Regions from separate parts of the Homo sapiens genome. Here region 1 is linked to region 2. A link is a contact called in ENCODE Hi-C or POLR2A ChIA-PET data. All regions are on one chromosome and are shown on one strand. Each heading gives the region's core, a stretch centred on a gene start or an enhancer-like site at or near the end of the contact. The rest is flanking DNA. Distances are from core to core; before and after follow the strand shown. Region 1 overlaps MORN3 (MORN repeat containing 3). Region 2 holds the start of TMEM120B (transmembrane protein 120B).

Evidence for each region. A loop is a pair of places that touch in the nucleus more often than their neighbours do. ChIA-PET counts read pairs that join two places held with the same protein, here RNA polymerase II (POLR2A). Pooled maps may share reads with other maps.
Region 1: a loop to region 2 is called in a pooled map, with 2.7 times the contacts of the local background. The contact joins the enhancer-like site here to the promoter of TMEM120B in region 2. A Hi-C loop is called at or near these places in 7 of 50 pooled maps. POLR2A ChIA-PET finds 5 or more read pairs at or near these places in 8 of 52 experiments (CD8-positive, alpha-beta T cell, H1, HCT116 and 5 more).

The regions. Positions count from the first base shown.
Region 1 is chr12:121,657,084-121,663,619 of GRCh38, reverse strand. It overlaps MORN3 (MORN repeat containing 3), which reads left to right. Exons shown (of 6, transcript NM_173855.5): 2 at 4,272-4,429. Among named protein-coding and RNA genes, the nearest start is that of MORN3, 9.3 kb to the left of the region's middle. Within about 2 kb of position 4,684, at least 18 of the 41 ENCODE cell types and tissues checked have a DNase peak (open chromatin) inside an H3K27ac peak, as active enhancers do; they include CD8-positive, alpha-beta T cell, where a contact is called at or near this core.
Region 2 is chr12:121,707,329-121,714,272 of GRCh38, reverse strand. It overlaps TMEM120B (transmembrane protein 120B), which reads right to left and starts at 1,521. Exons shown (of 12, transcript NM_001080825.2): 1 at 1,309-1,521. The coding sequence starts at 1,377. RefSeq lists silencers at 1,050-1,179, 1,360-1,409, 1,420-1,679 and an enhancer at 6,057-6,106.

The DNA.
Region 1 (6,536 bases), core at 3,435-5,934, 54 kb after region 2:
CCGTAATTGCTCACAAATTGAATCTTTTCTCCCTCGGCTTTATTGCGGTATGATTGACAAAGAAAAATTGTATATACTTAAGATGTGTAGTAAGATATTTTCTTAAAAGTCTACATTTCGAAGGCCGGACGCAGTGGCTTACGCCTGTAATCCCAGCACTTTGGGAGGCTGAGATGGGTGGATCTCCTGAGGTCGTGAGTTGGAGACCAGCCTGGCCAACATGGGGAAACACCGTCTCTACTAAAAATACAAAATTAGCCAAACGTGGTGGCGCATGCCTGTAATCCCAGCTACTCAGGAGGCTGAGACAGGAGAATCGCTTGAACCCAGGAGGCGGAGGTTGCAGTGAGCCGAGATTGCACCGTTGCACTCCAGCCTGAGCAACAAGAATGAAACTCTGTCTCAAAAAAAAAAAAAAAAGTCTACATTTCGAAATTATTAGTACAATCAAAGTAATTAGCATATCCATCTCCTCACATTATTACCATTTTGTTTGTGTGTGGGGAGAACAATTAAGATCTATTCTCTTAGCAAATTTCAAGTACAGTATCCAATACACCAATACAGTATTAATATAGAACGATGCTGTACACCAGGTCTCCAGATCTTTGTTTTTGTTTTGTTTTGTCTTTTTGAGACGGAGTCCCGCTCTGTTGCCAGGCTGGAGGGCGGTGGTGCGATCTTGGATCACTGCAACCTCTGCCACCCGGGTTCAAATGATTCTCTTGCCTCCAACCTCCCAAGTAGCTGGGACTTTCACTATGTTGGCCAGGCTGTTCTTGAACTCCTGACCTCAGGTGATCTGCCCGCTTCAGCCTTCTAAAGTACTGAGATTACAGGTGTGAGCCATCATGCCCGGCGTTTTTTTTTTTTTTCAGTCTCACTCTTGCCCAGCCTGAAGTGCAGTGTTGCGATCTCGGCTCACTACAACCTCCGCCTCCTGGTTCAAGAGATTCTCCAGCCTTAGCCTCCCCAGTAGCTAGAATTACAGGTGCTCACCACCATGCCCAGCTAATTTTTGTATTTTTAGTAGAGACGGGGTTTCACCATGTTGGCCAGGATGGTCTCGATCTCCTGACCTCATCATCCGCCTGCCTCGGCCTCCCAAAGTGCTGGGATTACAGACACGAGCCACCGCACCCGACCTGTTTGTTTTGAGACAGTCTCGCTCTGTCGTCCAGGCTGGAGTGCAGTGGCGCAATCTCACTCACTGCAACCTCTGCCTCTGACGTTCAAGCAATTCTCCTACCTCAACCTACTGAGTAGCTGGGATTATAGGCATGCGCCACCACACCAGGCTAATTTGTGTATATTTAGTAGAGACAGGGCTTAACCATGTTGCCCAGGCTAGTCTTGAACTTCTAGCCTCAAGTGATTTACCTGCCTCAGCCTCCCAAATTGCTGGGATTATAGGAGTGAGCCACTGTGCCCAGCCTTAGGTCTCCAAATCTTGTACATCTTGTAACAAAAAGTATGCACCCTTTGACAGAACATCTCCACATTTTCCCCACCCCACCAGCCCCTGCTAATTGCTATTTTACTGTTTCTATGAGTTTGACTTTTTAGATTCCACATATAAGTAAAATCATGCAGTATTTGTCTTTCTCTGCTTGGCTTATTTCACTTGGCATAATGTCCTCCAGATTCATCCATGTTGTCACAAATGGCACGTTTTCTTTCTTTCTTCCCTTCCTTCCTTCCTCCCTTCCTCCCTTCCTCCCTCCCTCTCTCCTTCTCTTTCTTTCTTTCACAGTCTCACTCTGTCGCCCAAGCTGGAGTGCAGTGGCGCCATCTCAGCTCACTGCAACCTCCACCTCCCAGATTCAAGTGATTCTCCTACCTCAGCCTCCAGAGTAGCTGGGATTACAGGCAAGCACCACCACGCCCAGCTAATTTTTGTATTTTTAGTAGAGACCAGGTTTCACTATGTTGGCCAGGCTGGTCTCAAACTCCTGACCTCAAGTGATCAGCGCGCCTCGGCCTCCCAAACTGCTGGGTTACAGGCGTGAGCCACTGCGCCCAGCCCCCCCATAAGATATTCTTATACCCATTTTACAGCTGAGATATCTGAGGCTCAGAGAGACCCAAAGAATTAACTTACTTGGTCAAGGTCACAAAGCTCAGAGGGATAATGTTGAATTTGTTCCTGGGTTACCAAGGACCCAGACATGAATTGACCAATATTGGTACTCCACAAATATTTTATTCATCGTTTTGTTAAATATGTATTAAGCTCGGTGTACTGGTGTGTGCTTGTATTCCCAGCTCGTCGAGAGGCTGAGAAGGGAGAATCTCTTTAGCTCAAGAGTTCAAGACCAGCCTGGGTAACATAGCAAGACCCCATCTCTAAAAAGAAAGAAATGCCTGGTGTGGTGCCTCATGCCTGTAATCCCAATACTTTGGGAAGCCTAGGCAGGAGGACTGCTTGAGCCCAGTAGTTTGAGACCAGCCTGGGCAACATAGAGAGACTCTGCCTCTATAAAATTTTTTTAAAAAATTAGCCAGGTGTAGTGGCATGCACCTGTGGTCTCAGCTACTCAGGAGGCTGAGGCAGAAGGATCATTTGAGCCTGGGTGGTTGAGGCTGCAGCGAGCTGTGTACGTCAGCATAGCCAACACAGCCAGATCCTGTCTAAAAAAAAGAAAGAAAAAGGCCAGGCGCGGTGGCTCACGCCTGTAATCCTAGCACTTTGGGAAGCCGAGGCGGACAGATCACCTAAGGTCGGGAGTTCGAGACCAGCCTGACCAACATGGAGAGACCCCCGTCTCTACTGAAAATACAAAATTAGCCAGGCGTGCTGGTGCATTCCTGTAATCCCAGCTACTTGGGGGGATGAGGTGGAAGAATTGCTTGTACCTGAGAGGTGGAAGTTGCAGTGAGCCGAGATCGTGCCATTGCACTCCAGCCCAGGCAACGATAGCAAAACTCCGTCTTAAAAAAAAAAAAAAAGAAAGAAAGAAAGAAAAAAAAAGGCCGGGTGCGGTGGCTCATGCCTGCAATCCCAGTATTATGGGTGGCCAAGGCAGACGGATCACGATGTCAGGAGTTAGAGACCAGCCTGGCCAATATGGTAAAACCCCGTCTCTACTAAAAATACAAAAATTAGCTGGGCATGGTGGCGGGCACCTGTAATTCTAGCTACTGGGGTGGCTAAGGCAGGAGAATCTCTTGAACCAGGAGGCGGAGGTTGCAGTGAGCCGAGATCGCAACACTGCACTTCAGCCTGGGCAACACAGCAAGACTCTGTCTCAAAAAAAAAAAAAAGAAAGAAAGAAAGAAAAAAAAAGAGAAAACAGTAAATTAGCAGGTATTAGTCACCTACAACATGCCAGGAACAGTTTGTTTGTTTGTTTGTTTGATTTTGAGATGGAGTTTCGCTCGTCTCCCAGGCTGGAGTGCAATGACGTCATCTCGGCTCACTGCAACGACGTCATCTCGGCTCACTGCAACCCACGCCTCCCAGGTTCAAGAGATTCTCATGCCTCAGCTTCCTGAGTAGCTGGGATTACAGGCGCCTGCCACCACGCCTGGCTAATTTTTGTATTTTTAGTAGACACAGGGTTTCGCCATTTTGGTCAGGCTGGTCTCGAACTCCTGACCTCAGGTGATCCACCCGCCTCAGCCTCCCAAAGTGCTGGGATTACAGGCTCGAGCCACTGCACCCAGCCTCCAGGCACAGTTTTTCAGTGCAGGGAACAAAACAGACCAAAGTCTGTGCCCTCCTGCAGCTCACATTCTCCTGGAAAAGACAGGCATGCGACACTAATCAACAAATAAGAGAATTACCTCTGGCCGGACGCAGTGGCTCACGCCTGTAATCCCAGCACTTTGGGAGACCGAGGTGGGCATATCACTTGAGGTCAGGAGTTTCAGACCTGCCTGGCCAACATGGAACCCCATCTTTACTAAAACACAAAATTAGCTAAGTGTGTTGGCGCACACCTGTAGTCCTAGCTACTCTGGAGGCTGAGGCAGGAGTATCTCCTGAACCCGGGAGGCAGAGGTTGCAGTGAGCTGAGATCGCGCCACTGCACTCCAGCCTGGGCGACAGAGTGAGACACTGCCTCAAAAAAAAAAAAGAAAGAAAGAAAGAAAGAAAGAAATGGAACTTTCCTGGCCTTCTCCTGGGTACTTGGTGTCTAGGATGATGCGCAGAGCCTGTCCCAGCTCTCTAGATTCGTCTAGTTGGGGGCCCCTGAGGCTCAGGCAGGCACACCACCCCCACCCCCCGGCGGCCATGTCTGCAGCATTGCCCATCTGTGTGTCACCAGGGAAAGGAACACAGGTCTGGAAGAAGAAAGGAGCCATCTATGAGGGGGACTGGAAGTTTGGGAAGCGAGACGGCTACGGCACCCTCAGCCTTCCTGACCAACAGACAGGAAAGTGCAGGAGAGTCTACTCAGGCTGGTGGAAAGGTGATAAGAAATCGGTGAGCAGGCCTGCCAGCCGGGGTGTGTGTGTGTGTGTGTGTGTGTGTGTGTGCGCGCGTGTGTGTTTAGGGGAAGCCGAGAGAGGCCTGGGAGAAAAGAGAGGGGAGGTCTACAGGGAGGAGGACAGGGTTGTGCTGCTCGTGGGAGAAGGAAGGGGTGGGGGAATTGCAAAGTTTCTCAGAACAAAACCCAGGAAACAGGAAGCAACAGAAGGCCAGGGAGGAGCCCACGAAACCCTGCGGTTGCGAGGAGCCAGCCAGGCTTGTGGGGACGAAGTCGCCTCCACCCTTTTCCCCCTCGTTTCCTGGCTTTCTTTTCCCCAGGTATCACTTTCTGAGAATCCCCTTTCTGCTGGGCCTGAATAAAAGGGAGGTAGGAAAAGTGGGAGCAAGAGAGCAGGGGACAGGAGAGGAGGGTCCCGGGGGGCCGAAGCCAGCCAGAGGCGCGTGCTCAGCCCGGAAACACCCAAGCTGGGCACAGGTTCCCTCCATCTACTCCCACAAGTGTGGAGGAATCCTCACCATCAGTCCCAGAGACACTAATAATAAACAGTATTGCAACTGAGCAACTGCTACTGTGAGCCTGAAACACATATTTAAAACTTTTTTTTTTTTTTTTTTTTTTGAGAGGGAGTCTCATCCTGCCGCCCAGGCTGGAGTGCAGTGGCGCCATCTTGGCTCACTGCGAGCTCCGCCTCCCGGGTTCACGCCATTCTCCTGCCTCAGCTTCCCAGGTTGCTGGGACTACAGGCGCCCGCCACCACGCCCGGCTAATTTTTTGTATTTTCAGTAAAGACGGGGTTTCACCGTGTTAGCCAGGATGGTCTCCATCCCCTGACCTCGTGATCCGCCCGCCTCGGCCTTCCAAAGTGCTGGGATTACAGGCGTGAGCCACCGCGCCCGGCCTGAAACACATTTAATATTCAGTTAACTCTCACAGCAACAGCTCATCATCATCATCATCTTCATGCCCATTTTATTGATAAGCAAACAAGCTCGAAGAGATGAGGTGTCTTGTAACTGCCCAAGGGGTTCACCTTGCCGGTGCCTGGCCTTGAGTTGTATTATTACTCAAATCAGTCTCCCCGAACATTCCAGCAGCAGAGTTTTTAAGGATAACTTGGTGGGTGGGGGAAAGACAGTGAACCAGGAGTGCTGATTGGTCAGAGATAAAATCATAGGGAGTCAAAGCTGTCTTCTTGCTCCCCAGACAGAGCCGATTCATCAAGACGGGAATTGCAATAGAGAAAGAGTAATTAACACAGAACTGGCTGTGTGGGAGACCTGAGTTTTATTATTATTATTATTAATTTATTTATTTTTTGAGATGGAGTTTCGCTCTTGTCGCCACGCTGGAGTGCAATGGTGTGATCTCGGCTCACCGCAACCTCCGCCTCCTGGGTTCAAGCGATTCTCCTGCCTCAGTCTCCCGAGTAGCTGGGATTACAGGCATGTGGTACCACACACTGCTAATTTTGTATTTTTAGTAGAGACAGAGTTTCTCCATATTGGCCAGGCTGGTCTCGAACTCCCGACCTCAGGTGATCCGCCAGCCTGGGCCTCCCAAAGTGCTAAGATTACGGGCATGAGCCACCGCGCCTGGCCCTGGGTTGTATTATTACTCAAATCAGTCTCCCGGAACATTCTGGCTGCAGAGTTTTTAAGGATAACTTGGTGGGTGGGGGAAAGAGTAAGCCAGGCGTGCTGATTGGTCAGAGATAAAATCACAGGGAGTCAAAGCTGTCTTCTTGCCCTGAGTCAGTTCCTAGGTGGGGAGCCACAAGATCACATAAATCAGTTTATTGATTTGGGTAGTGCCAGCTGATCCATCAAGTGCAAGGTCTGCAAAATATCTTAAGCATTGATCTTAGGAGCAGTTTAGTGAGGATCAGAATCTTGTAGCTTCCAGCTGCATGACTCCTAAACCATAATTTATAATCTTGTAGCTAATGTTAATCCTACAAAGGCAATCTAGTCCCCAGGCAAGAAGGAGGTCTTCGGGAAAGGGCTGTTACTGTCTTTGTTTAAACTATAAACTATAAGTTTCTCCCAAAGTTAGTTCAGCTTAAGCCCAGGAATGGACATGGACAGCTTAGAGGTTAGAAGC
Region 2 (6,944 bases), core at 272-2,771:
ACAAAACAAAACAAAACAAAACAAGAAGTGGCTGAGTCTTCTCCGTGGGAGTGGAGCCAAAACAGTCCCCTGAGAACCGGATGGGACCCAGGCCCTAGAAGAGAAGGCATCAACCTACACATGCTGGACAGGTCGAGATGTGTCTAGGTCCCTTCCCCTCTATTCATGCCTGAAAGGGCACCCCCATTCCTGCCCCGGCTCTCCAGCAACCCTCTGTCTATTGATCAGAATCTACAACCACGTGTCTAGAAAGACCCATCAGAGACACCCTTGGCAACCTCCTCTCCCCTCTGCACACTGTAGGAGGCCAACTGAACTGCAGACAAGAGGTACATGGACAGGGACAATGTCACTGCTCCAAATGAGAGGACTGGGGTGATAGTGTGCAATGTAATTTCAGGCAAAGCCAACCCCCCGAAAAACAATCCCGTGACTGGAGAGGGAACAGCCCTGTCTTCAAAAATAGTCACCGAGTCCCTCTTGGTCAACCCCAAGGTTTCCTGAGGCGTCTCTAGTCAACACGGTAGGTAGCTGGGGCCTCTCTGAACCTCTTAGCAGGAACAACTGCTGCCAGGACCGCTCCCCACACCCAGCAGCAATGCCATTCTCTCAGGGGACCCCCGCCTTACACCCGCCCTCACTCCACCCCGTGTAAGGCTCCGGGCCAGAAGGATAGAGCTGGGAGTTTCCCCTATCACTGGGTGAGGCTACTCAGCTGTCCGAACTGACAGATGCTCTCCACGCCAAAATCAGCCTGCAGCAGCGTCAGAGCCCCCAAAGACAGGAAATAGGGGTCCCTAATCCCCAAGCACAACCTAGAGGTTCAAGGTGAACAGCTCTTAAGTACACCTCCCAAAACAGAGCTGCAGGATAGTGCTGCCCCGCCAGAGCACGGGGTGGGAGCTGAGCTACCAAAAGCAGATGGGAGGGGGCGGGGTGAGATCTGGGGAGACCCTGCAGAGGTGGGGGCTGGGCTGTTCTCTTTGAACCACCCCCACAGATGAACACGCCTGGAACTTGCCTCAGAGGCCACAGACCAACTTTCTGCAGCGAAGGGGGTGCGTGGAGCAGAGAGCCAGTGGGAGGGCGGCGGAAGAGGGGGCTGCGACCCGGCGCCCCACGTGGACGAAGAGCTGAAGCGCCGGGTGATGGGAGGGGGCTGGTCCATGCCTCCCGTCCGCCCCCAGGGCCTCTCCGGGGCACTCCCTAGGCCCTGACTGTCCCCACCGCCCGGGCCGGGGGGCTCAGGAAGGGCAAGGCGCTGCACCGCGGGCAGCAGAGTTGCGGGACCAGGTGGCCTGGCCCTACCTGCAGTTCTTGAAATTCTCCCTCCAGCTCGTGCCATTCGCGCTCGCAACGCTCCAGCTGCCCGGACATGATGCGATGGTGCAAGGCGGCGGTGCCGGCGGCTGCTCCCGCAGCGCTGCCCGACCGGCCCCCCAGCGCCCCACGCCCGCGCGCTCGCCGACCGCCCTCGGAGGCACCAGCTGTTCCTGCGCAGCCAGAGCCACGCGCGCAACTGACGTCACGGCCCCGCCCCGGCGCCCGCCCCGCCCCACGCCTGGGAGGCGGGGCCGCGCGTGCGCATGTGCCCCGCCCCGCCCCGCGTGCGGCGTTCCGGACCGGGACATGGCAGGCTCGCAAGGTCTTTCGGGGTCTGTTGCGGCCCCCTTGGCAGTGCCTCTGCGCCTCCAGAATCTGTCTCTTCCAGGAAGAGTTGGGGGACTTGTCTGCAGGTTGCATTTGCAGAGATTATTTGACTTAGATTGTGTGTTTTGGGGGTGTCTAGAGTTTGGGGAAAGGAGATTTGGGGGAGGTGAAATGAAAGCTCACCGGCCCCTGGTCATTGCCTGACTTGAGCCCAGGCCAGCGCCCCGGAAGGCTGGCGCTGACATCGACCATCCAAAAAGGTCGGGGGCCGGGCGGCGCAGCGCAGAGAGGGCACGGTCATTTCACGTTGTCATTATTATGTGCTGCAGCTAATACATCCTAGATTCCTGCCCTCTAACGCTCTGGGTGACGTTCTTAACAGCTGTTTCTGTCGCTCAAGGGACAACCGCCTCCAAGCTGATTAAATCCAGTTCTGTCCCCTCCTCTGCCAAGTCCTGCAAGAACTGCCCCTGCCTAGCTTTCCAGTCCCTTCTATCTCACCGCCCTGGACTCGTACCCTCCAGCCATTGCTTTTTCTCTTCCTGACCTTGCATGGAACTTTCTTCCCTCTAAATCTTCATACGATGTGCCTTTTTTTCATCATTCAGGCCTCAGTTTCAAATGACACCTGTGTTACTTTACTTTTTTATCTTTCTTTTTTCTTCTATTTTTATGGGTGTTTTTTTTTTTTTCTGTCGCCTAGGCTGGAGTGCAGTGGTGTGATCTCAGCTCACTGCAACTTCCGCCTCCCGGAATCAAGTGCGTCTCATACCTCAGCCTCTGGAGTAGCCAGGTTATACCACATCCAGCTAATTTTTGTATTTTTAGTAGAGGCGGGGTTTTGCAGTGTTGGCCAGGCTGCTCTCGAACTCCTGACCTTAAGTAATCCGCCCGACTTGGCCTCCCAAAGTGCTAGGATTACAGGCATGAGCCACCGTGCCCGGCCCCCTGTGTTCGTTGCTAAAGCTGCCATAACCACAACCTGGGTAGTTTAAACAATAGAAATGTATTCTCACCAACGGGGGCAACATAAGGAGACCTTGTTTCTACAAAAAATTTACAGATTAGCTGGGTGTGGTGGCACGCGCCTGTGGTCCCAGCTACTCCGGAGGCTGAGGTCCAAGAATTCCTTGGGCCTGGGAGGTCAAGGCTGCAGTAAGCTATGATTGCACCACTGCACCCCAGCCTGGGTAACAGAGCGAGACCCAGTCTCATAAAGAAAGAAGGAGGCCGGGCGCGGTCGCTCACGCTTGTAATCCCAGCACTTTGGGAGGCTGAGGCAGGAGGATCACCTGAGGTTGGGAGTTCAAGACCAGCCTGACCAACATGGAGAAACCCCATCTCTACTAAAAACACACAAAAAAATTAGCCAGGTGTGGTGGCACATGCCTGTAATCCAGTTACTCAGGAGGCTGATGCAGGAGAATCACTTGAACCAGGGAGGTGGAGGTTGTGGTGAGCTGAGATCGTGCCATTGCACTCCAACCTAGGCAACAAGAGTGAAACTGAGTCTCAAAAAAAAGAGAGAGAGAGGAAGGAAGGGAGGGAAGGAAGGAAAGAAAAAAAGAAAAGAAAGAAATGTATTGTCTCACAGTTCTGGCATCTAGAAATCTGAGAGGAAGGTGTCAGCAAAGCAGTGCTCCCTCTGAAGCTCTGGGCAGAATCCTTCCCTCCTCATAGCTTGTGGGTGTATGTGGTGGCGGGGGGCTCCTTCACTGGCGTTCCTTAGCTCGCAGCTGCATCACCCCAATCTCTACCCTGTTGCACCGTCTTCTTTCCTGTGTGCATGTCTGTGTGTGTCCTCTCTTAAAAAGACACCCTTTCTGGCCAGGCATGGTGGCTCACGCCTGTAATCCCAGCACTTTGGGAGGCCGAGGTGGGCAGATCACTAGAGGCCAGGAGTTGGAGACCAGCCTGGCCAACATAGTGAGACCCCATTTCTACTAAAAATACAAAAATTAGCCGGGCATTATGGTACAAGCCTGTATTCCCAGCTCCTTGGGAGGCTGAGATGGGAGGATCACTTGAGCTCCAGAGGTCGAGGCTGTAGTGTGTTGGGAAAAGCTGAGTGTTGGGAGAAGCTGAGGCAGGGCTTGTATGTCTGACACAATGTAAAAGAGTCTTGGAACATGTCCAGGGTCCAAGGTCTAAAACCCCTTGTGGCCTTTGGAACACCAAGCTCTGTGCTAAAGGGTGGAAGGCTGCCCTGATGCACCATAATCTAAGCCCAGGGCATAAAACCCCTCGTGGCTTGGATAGAATCCAGGGCTCGTGGCTCTGGAATGTGTCTAGACTTGCTGGCTCCTTGCTCCTTGCTCACCCAGGATCAATTGTATCTTGTGTTAAAAGAACCTGCTCTCCATTATCTTAAGTAGCGGAGCAAATGCTAAACCATCACAGCTGTAAATCATGGGCTTAATGCAACGTGCCCTCTTGACCTCCACATTCTCACCACCTGTTTCTCTGTTGGATTACCAATAAATAGCATGGGCTCCCAGGGCTCGGGGCCTTCGCAGCCTCCAGTAGTGAGCTGTCATCACACCACTGCACACTAGCCTGGGTGACAGGACAAGAGCCTCTCTCAAAAAAATAAAAATAAAAAAAAGACACCCTTTCCTAGTGTGATCACATCTCAACTTTACATCTGGAAAGGCCCTATTTCCAAATAGGGTCACATTCCAAGTGTTAGAAAGTGATACTAAGTGTTAAGTGATACTAAGTGTTACTAAGTGTTAAAGTTCATTCCTTTAACAAATATTTACTGAGGGTCTACTATGTGTCAAGCCCTCGGGTTCCAACAAAGCCTGAGACACAGACAAGTTCCCTGAGATCTTGTGGAGGTTACATTCCCGTGGAGGGAAACAACCACATAGTGGATACTTAATTGTTGAGTAAATGTTGAGTTGCCTGGGCAACATAGCAAGACCCTGTCTTTGAAAAAAAAAAAAAAAAGATTGAGTATCTACTATGTGTCAGACATTGTTCCAGGCATTAGAGACATAGGAATGAGGCCAGGCGCAGTGACTCACACCTGTAATCCCAGCATTTCGGGAGGCTGAGGCAGGCAGATCACTTGAAGTTCTGGCCTCCCAGTGGCTCACACCTGTATTCGCAGCACTTTGGGAGGCCAAGGCAGGTGGATCACTTGAGGCCAGGAGTTCAAAACCAGACTGACCAACATGGTGAAACCTCGTCTCTACTAAAACTACAAAAATAAGCCAGACATGGTGGCTGGCACCTGTAATCTCAGCTACTCGGGAGTCTGAGGCAGGAGAATCGCTTGAACTTGGGAGGCGGAGGTTGCAGTGAGCCAAGATCGCGCCACTGCTCTCCAGCCTGGATGACAGAGCGAGACTCTGTCTGAAAGAAAGAAGGAAGGAAGGAAGGAGGGAAGGAAGGAAGGAAAGAAAGACGGAAAAAAGGGAGAAAGGAAAGAAAGAAAACAGAACATGTCTTTTTGGGGAACACAGTTCAAACCCATAATACCACCTCTGAAAAAAGACCCTTCCTGAACACCTGGAGGGCCGGCCTCCCCCCATCACCCCATCACTTCCCTATCACCTGTTTCATTTCCTTCCTGTGACTTACCATCATCTGTAATTGTTTGTTCCCATGGTGGTTGGTTGTTTCCCTCCATAGGAATGTAACCTCCACAAGATCTCAGGGAACTTGTCTGTGTCTCAGGCTTTGTTCAGCCCCAAGGCTTGGCACATAGTAGGCCCTCAATAAATATTTGTTAAAGGAATGAACTTTAAAGACCATCTAGTGCAGAGGTCCCCAACTTTTGGGGTTCAAAAGCCCCTCTGAGGATTTGTAATGGGAAATATGCACATAAGCACACAGAGAAATATTTGCAGGTCTTAATTGAGGACTGAAGAGGGGTGTGACCTGCCCACGATTCCCAGCTAATTAATGGCTCACTTTGAATTAAAGTTATCATCTCTGACTCCTAAACCAGAGCCCTATCAATTAATTAACAAATCAGAGGTTCCCAAGCTCGCTGGTGGACTGTGGGGCAGTCAAGTTCAAAAATTGTCTGTGGCATTGCAAGTATCGGCCCCCGGGGGTGGGAACATTCAGGTGCATAAAGGTTGGTTTCTGTCTTCAGATCAGTAGTTTCCAGGGTCTAATGCTGGAACTGCAAACTGAAAAGGAGAAATCACTCATCTATTTTTAAAATATTTACTAAAACATGGCCAGGCGCAGTGGCTCACGCTTGTAATCCCAGCACTTTGGGAGGCCGAGGTGGGGAGATCACCTGAGGTCAGGAGTTCAAGACCAGCCTGGCCAACATGATGAAATCCTGTCTCTACTAAAAATACAAAAATTAGCTGGGTGTGGCTATAATCCTAGCTACTCTGGAGGCTGAGGCAGGAGAATCGCTTGAATTCAGGAGACAGAGGTTGCAGTGAGCTGAGATCGTGCCACTGCACTCCAGCCTGGATGACAGAGACTCCGTCTCAAAAGAAAAAAATATATATGTATATAGGCCAGGTGTGGTGGCTCATGCCTATAACCCCAGCACTTTGGAAGGCCGAGGTGGGTGGATTGCTTGAGGTCAGGAGTTTGAGACCAGCCTGACCAACATAGTGAAACCTCGTTTCTACTAAAAATACAAAATTAGCCAGGCATGGTGGCGACGCCTGTAATCCCAGCTACTCTGGAGGCTGAGACAGGAGAATCACTTGAACCCAGGAGGCAGAGGTTGCAGTGGTCCAAGATGACACCATTGCACTCCAGCCTGGGTAACAAGAGCGAGACTCCGTTTAAAACAAAAAAATACGTGTGTGTGTGTGTGTGTGTGTGTGTGTGTGTGTGTGTGTATTTATTGATTAAAACAATGTTGGGCCGGGCACGGTGGCTCACGCCTGTAATCCCAGCACTTTGGGAGGCTGAGGCGGGTGGATCACAAAGTAAGGAGATCCAGAACATCCTGGCTAACACAGTGAAACCCCGTCTCTACTAAAAATACAAAAAATTAGCCGGGTATGGTGGCAGGTGCCTGTAATCCCAGCTACTTGGGAGGCTGAGGCAGGAGAATCGCTTGAACCCAGGAGGTGGAAGTTGCAGTGAGCCAAGACTGCGCCATTGCACTCCAGCCTGGCGACAGAGCAAGACTCCATCTCAAAAAGAAAAAAAATGCCCGGTACAGTAGCTCACGCCTGTTATCCCAGCACTTTGGGAGGCCGAATCGGGTGGATCACCTGAGGACAGGAGTTTGAGACCAGCCTGGCCAACATGGTGAGACCCCGTCTCTACTAAAAATACAAAAAATTAGCCGGGCATGGTGGTGG